Linked DNA regions of Homo sapiens: region 2 is linked to region 1. The links are chromatin contacts, found by Hi-C in ENCODE. All regions are on one chromosome and are shown on one strand. The core of a region is the stretch at or near the end of the contact, and the rest is flanking DNA. Distances in the headings are between cores, read along the strand shown. Region 1 holds the start of EMCN (endomucin). Region 2 has its middle 53 kb from the start of LINC01217.

Region 1 (3,215 bases), core at 373-2,872:
CAGGCTAAGCCAGACTTTCAGACTTTATACTAATCTGACACATCTAATTGTGAGCAATATTTTCCATGGGATTGAGATTCCTATCAATCTTCCCCAAGCAGACCGAAGTTACTTATAAGCTAATGCAATAATTTCTGTGGTACCACATAAATGTTCTTTATTTTAAAAAATCAGATTCTAGTAACTCTTCTAAGTGAAATTTTCTGGCCTTGATACCAGCTGCAACTTAACCGCAGAAACTCCAAGATGCATGATGAGCAAATGTGCGTGAATTTGAAGTGTTTTTGAATTTGTACTAAATTTACATAGATATTTACATAGAAATGACTGATAAAATGTTGTTCAGGGAGGGATGTACTTATTTTCTTCCGACATTATCACTGTAAATTAAGATTTTGTAGGCAGTAATCTTTTAAATTGAGAATGAGCAAAATAAAATTAGAAATGAATGTTTTTGTTTTTTTCCCCCCAAGACCCCTCAGAGTCTGAATCAGTCTTTCCCAATTGTGTTCTTTTATGGTAGTTTGTTCTTCAATTTTCACACTTATTAAATCTATTTTATATTAAAATCACATGCTTATTTCTCCCAGTAGTACTTCTACCACTTTGGGCAAGGACGTCTTACTTGTTTTTATATTCCTTGCAGTACAGGGTAGGAACCTAATAAATATTGATTAAATTTAACAGTTTATTTTCAATCACTCAGGAAGGGTTAAAAGTCAAATGTAAATCGTTCTTGAAATTGTCCATTGATATACTCAAGGCTTATGAAGATACAAACCTATTTTTTATCTGAGTTTCTTAACCAGAAGTCAATAGGTAGGATTTTTATGTTTATAAATTCCTGAAATGTTATGCAAAATGTATGTATATGTTTAGATATGTGCATATTTCTTCAGCAAAAATCTATAGACTGTAATCAAATGAATCTCTCTCTATTCACCCTACCTCAAAATATTAGGACTCACTTCCCTAGGCAGCTTTACTCAACTCCTCAATTTATCAGAGCTGAAAAATAGTTGGGAAAAATACAGGCTAACATCTGCAATATAATGTCTCCGATTACAGCCTTTCACCCACACATGCCAATCTTATTATTTCTGAGCTATGTCTGCAAAGAATACATTTTTGAGAGAGAGTACATTTTTAACCAGCATTCTATTCCCAGATTTTTATACTCTAAAGAGGCCATTGTATATTTCCAGTACTTTGTGATTTCATCGAACATGCTTTCAGGCTGCTGTACCCGCAAACATTTCCCTTCAGTAGAAACAAATACCGTCTCTCTCAAGCCTTCTCCACGCACTCCAAGTCAACATCCAAACACTCAACTCATCAAAGGAATTGCTGCATCTAAGTGTCAGGGGAAGATCCCTGAAAGTAAACTGAGGCTGAGTCACCTACTAGTGATTTCCAATCCGTACCACCAGAGGAATAAGAGACAAAAATACCTGTGCTGTTACTGCTGCAAATACTGGGCAGAAGAAAAAGAATGGTCACTTGAAGCAGTTCCATGGTGCCCGTAGATGGTGTCAATATCTTCTTTCTCCAGAAGCAGGCAGGGACAATTCCCTCCCAGCCTGGCAGGGCCTTATTAGCAAATGGAAAAGGTGTAGTGAATGTGAATAGCCACTGCCCATTCCTACTTATTTTGGGGGCTCTGATAAAGAACGGGAGGAAATACACACACTCCCTTTGGGAGTTCAGCAGAGAGGAGATTTATTGTTTCAGTCCCTTACAGGAACTCTTTTTTTTTCTCTCTCTTCCTTTGGCAGCCACTTGTGTTTTTGTTACTACATTATTTTGTTCTTCTTCAACAGAAAGGTCGGGACTGGTTTTGAACAGAAACAGATCCTTCTTGAGAATGGATCATAGGGCCTTCTAACTTTTGTTTTGAAAGTGCATTCTGAAGTGGTTATAAAGGGGCCTCATTTAGCAGCTACTCAGTTGGGATAAAGAGGCTTTCACTGCCCGAGGGTTAAATTTTAGAGCAAAATCCATCAGGAATCAACTTAACTTTTCTCTTTCCAACTTGAAAGCCAGATTAGAGAAGGCCACCTTTTGGATATAAGTGAAAAATTGTATTAAATAGATTATGCTCTGCTCTTGAGTAAGCAAAAAGACTTCCAAAGGGTGTACAGAGAAGTTTTTCAGTCTTTTTTAATAGAATTAAGCAAAGACATGTGAATGTCTATTGGTCACTCCTGGTTTTTACTAAAGAACTTTGATGATGAATAAGGAACAATTACTTATAACACCTCATGAATGCTCTTCTTTAGGGGACAGGGTTGGAATGGCAGTGGGTGAAATGCCATCACACATCAGTGAAGCTGGGAGAGGTTGACTCTTTAAGACTGGAATGCCAACCAGGCTGGATAATCTATATAGCAGGGGTCACGTTGATGTCAGTTGTGACTGATTAAAACGTGGTGATAACACTGCCATAGTCCTGGGTACAAGCCCCGTGTGTGCCAATGACATTATATTTTTCTTCAGCCACAGGCTTCATGTCTCATTTTAGCTGATCATCCTTTTACGTACCTTTACTCATGAGGCTTTACTGGACAACATTGTCAATGAATCGGTGTAGATTCATTTTCCCCACAAAAAAAACAAACAAACAAAAAAACAAAAACTGTTCAAAAATTATACCTTTACCTGTTTGCAAGAAGGGCACACAGTTTCACTGCTGCACCATGCTGGAAAATACTTCATACAAAACGAGTTAGACTGAGTCAACTGCTCAAAACACTTAAAAACGTTAGCTTGTTTTATCCAACGTTATACCAGGGGTCAGAAGAGCTAAGTTTCTATTTTGTGCATAAGATTGCATTTTACCCTCTTCTAATTGATTTTCTAAAACAGACTGCCTTTGGCGTTGTTACTTTATTTGGCATATCCTGGAGAATATAAAGATAGGAACATATGTGAATAGATGTCACATGCACTTTCCATAAATAAATTGGGGTGTGGCCATGTGAAATCACAGTCGAACCCTCACATTGCCTCACTTCCTGCTCCTTCTGTACTCAAGTTGTCAGTACTCAGAGTCACCACTGATGCTGGTCACAATAATTTCTTCAGGGATTCCATGGCATTTGGACTCCTCAGCACTAAGTGCTATGCATTTCCATTTAGTACACTAGATACCTATTCTAAGAATGCTTGACAGTAGAATATTAAGGCTACTTAAAAGACAAAGGGCCTGTTGATGA
Region 2 (3,215 bases), core at 370-2,869, 220 kb after region 1:
TCTTGATTTTCTACCAGAAGTTGTGATGTGTCATAGGAAGAAAGGGCAACCCTCCAAGAATTTCTTTCCAGGTCTTTTGAACACATCCATCCTGGAGCATTTGCCTTTTTCTTCAAATTGCTGAATCTCTTGACCTCCCTGAACTAAGAAGCCATGTTTGTGAATGTGCATGCTTCAGTCGTTTGATAAGGGAGCCTAAGTAGCTTCCTGCTTTAAAGAGGTCAAAAAGATGGGAGTCCCGAATGGAATGTGTGCAAAAGTCTTCAGCCTAATGTGTTTTTCTTTTACAAAATCTCACCTTGCTTCTTGTTACTCTGTTGAACAGTTCCAGATTGCTAAAAGTATCACCTGCTTCCTGAGTTTAGCAATTTCTAAAAGTGTTATATCATGAGTATATAAAATCCCATTTAGTTGAATATCAAAATTCTAGCCACTTAACTTCTCAGAACACATAAAAGAACTTCAGAGTAAAAGGAAAAGACTACTGACATAGTTGTAAAACCTGATGCACTAAGACTTAAGTACTTTTGGTATTAAGGAGAGTGTTACAATTTTGAACACTGTCTGGCATACATTAAACATCAGATAAGTGTTTATGGCATTATTGGAGCTTAGATTAGCTGTTTTTAGACCTAAATCTAGCAAACTTGGTTATTATGTTTCTCAGGAAAAAAGAAAAAGATTACCAACAACGTTTTTGAATTATGGCAGAAGACAACAAAATGAGAATGTTGTGAAAATCTACAGCTGATATCTAGCTATAAAAATGAGACCAAAAAAATTACAAAACACAATTGCAATAGTTGGTCCATTTGATTTGCCCGAGGATGCAAAATAAATTAGATCACCCTTCAGAGACACCACCCTAATGATCATAGTAACTACTATTAAATTATCAAGGAAAAGTCCAATTAGGTTTCATTTATGCTAAGAAAGCAATATAAAGTAAAATAAGATTAAAGTTTAAAGGGAGCGGACTGAAGCACTAAGGATTTTCATCATCTTGGAAAATCTACTTAAATAGGGCAGCTCATTCACCAAAGATTTTAGTTCTCAGTGGGGCCTTGCTGAATTCACTTATGCTGTCAGATCTGAAGATATCCTATCACACAGTCTCACGCTTTACATAGCAAAAAGATTAGGGTGAACACAATCCTCTCTCCTCATGTTAGACCATGTCTGTCTCCCTTAAAAAAAAAAAAAAAAAAAAAACCACTGTCTGAACTTAGCTAGCCTCCAACCTGCCTTTGGGGAGAGTGCAGCTCCTTTGCTCAGAATGAGTCACTCAGTCTGTTTGTGCCCCACCTAACTGGTGTGGATGCTGGCTTTGGTTCCTTATAAGTCCATAAGGCAGCCTGGCTGAATTTATGATTCAGAGTAACCTTTAGTCCATCTCCTGCCTGTGTGTGCTTGCTACGAGTTCTCTCCAGGTCACCAGTGAGTTTTTCCTCCTCTATCATCATCGAAACCATTCATGGCCACATTGCACCTCACACTTATGCCCCAACAGCTTTATACATACCCAGTTCTTTTACCTCCAGGCCTTCATCCCCAGTGTGTCCTCTCCCTGACAGGCATCTTTCCCTTTCTACTAGTCCCAGCCACCTCCCACCACCTTTTCTCCCAGCTCAGTAGTTCTCAACTTTGGACAATTTTGTCTCCCAGGGGACATCTGACAATACCTCAAGACTTTTTTGATTGTCATAACCTGAGGAAAGACACTGCTGGCATCTAGTGGGTAGAGGCCAGGACTTCCATCGAACGTCTTCCAACGTACAGGCCAGTCCTCCAAACAAAAAATTATCCAGTCCAAATTGTCAAAAATGCCAAGGCTGGGGGATGCTGCAATCTTCTCAGTCTTCATTCTTACATCTCAGTTCAAATCTCACCTCCCTTAAAACCTTCCCTGAACATTATTCTTCACTACAGGAGAAGGGTTAGCTATCCCTACTCTTTCCTCTTTTAGTACTTGATATAATATCCATTCTTGAGCTTTCTATACCATAACAAAATTACCTTTGTCTACATTTCCCCCGCCCCACCCCCACCCCCACCCCACCCCACTAAACTCTTAGCTCCTTGTGAGCAGGGGTGGTGTCTTTTTCATCCACATCTATCCAGCACCCAGACTAGTGCCTGGTTTATTGTAAATGTTTTTAAAAATGTTTGAGTGATTGAATTTAAAAGATTAATTTTGTTTGAAACTTTATGTCTTTGCTTTTTTGCTAATCGTTTGGCAACATTAGAGACACCTTGCTGATCCCCAAGAATCTTCTGATCCATTAAGGATCTTTAAATATAGAGTAAGTGAGCCTCAACTCCTTACATTTCACTATGTCTGTGTTCTGGAGTTCCTCAGAAAGGATGACATCTTTGAGGATAATCTTTGGATGTTGATAACAGTGCATTTAAAGTTAACTGAGAGGCTGTCTTTAGCTGATAATAATCTGCTGAGTTGGATTTCTTATCTAGTTAACAGTATAGTCACTGAAGCCAGATTGCTTGGGTTCAAATCTAGGACCTGCCACCTACAACCTGTGTGACCTTGAGCATATTAATTAAACGTTCTGTGCTTCCGTTTTCTTTCTGAAAAAAAAAATGGGGATGATCATGGTATGAAACTCATAGATTTGTTATGAGAATTACCTGAGTTAGTATTTGTAAAATGCTTAGGACAGTGCTTGGTACTCAGTAAGTGGTTGTTAAACAAGGTTGGAAGGATAGGCTAGTGTCAACCCTCTGCTACTTGTGATGAATGCATCAAGCCAGGTAAATACATCTCATTCTAAAATATAACTCTACTTTATTGCATCCCTGAGGAGACTTGGATGAACACATGTTAAAAGATAAGACAATTAAGATTTACCCATCATGTGTCTTAGACCAAAATAACCCTCCAGAACTTGTCAAGCTTTTCTATAGGCAGGTGACAGAATGTCTTATAATCCTGGCATATATACAAAAACCACTGATAATCTATGATTGCCACTGCTGCTGCATTCTAATTTTCCTGCTTCAAACTGGCATTTTAATCATTCTGCCCATAGCAACTAATGTCCTTTAAATTAGCATTAAAAATTCATTCTTTTGGTTTATCCTTCCTGAATCAAGCTAATTAACTATCAGCTGAGAGCCCTTTAAATTATAAACTGAATGTGTTACATTTTCTAATTTATAATGCCTTATCTAGGCAAATTGAAAACCCAGAAAGGAGT

The links. A loop is a pair of places that touch in the nucleus more often than their neighbours do. Pooled maps may share reads with other maps.
Region 2: a map of endothelial cell of umbilical vein shows a loop between it and region 1 (6-fold over the local background). The contact joins the enhancer-like site here to the promoter of EMCN in region 1. A Hi-C loop is called at or near these places in 18 of 168 maps with a recorded cell type or tissue (A673, Caco-2, Right ventricle myocardium inferior and 7 more), 1 of 37 single-sample maps with no recorded cell type and 17 of 50 pooled maps.

What each region holds. Positions count from the first base shown.
Region 1 is chr4:100,516,400-100,519,614 of GRCh38, forward strand. EMCN (endomucin) reads right to left here and starts at 1,623. Exons shown (of 12, transcript NM_016242.4): 1 at 1,452-1,623. The coding sequence starts at 1,515.
Region 2 is chr4:100,737,257-100,740,471 of GRCh38, forward strand. No RefSeq gene overlaps it. Among named protein-coding and RNA genes, the nearest start is that of LINC01217, 53 kb to the right of the region's middle. RefSeq lists an enhancer at 1,464-1,543. Within about 2 kb of position 1,620, at least 3 of the 41 ENCODE cell types and tissues checked have a DNase peak (open chromatin) inside an H3K27ac peak, as active enhancers do; they include endothelial cell of umbilical vein, where a contact is called at or near this core.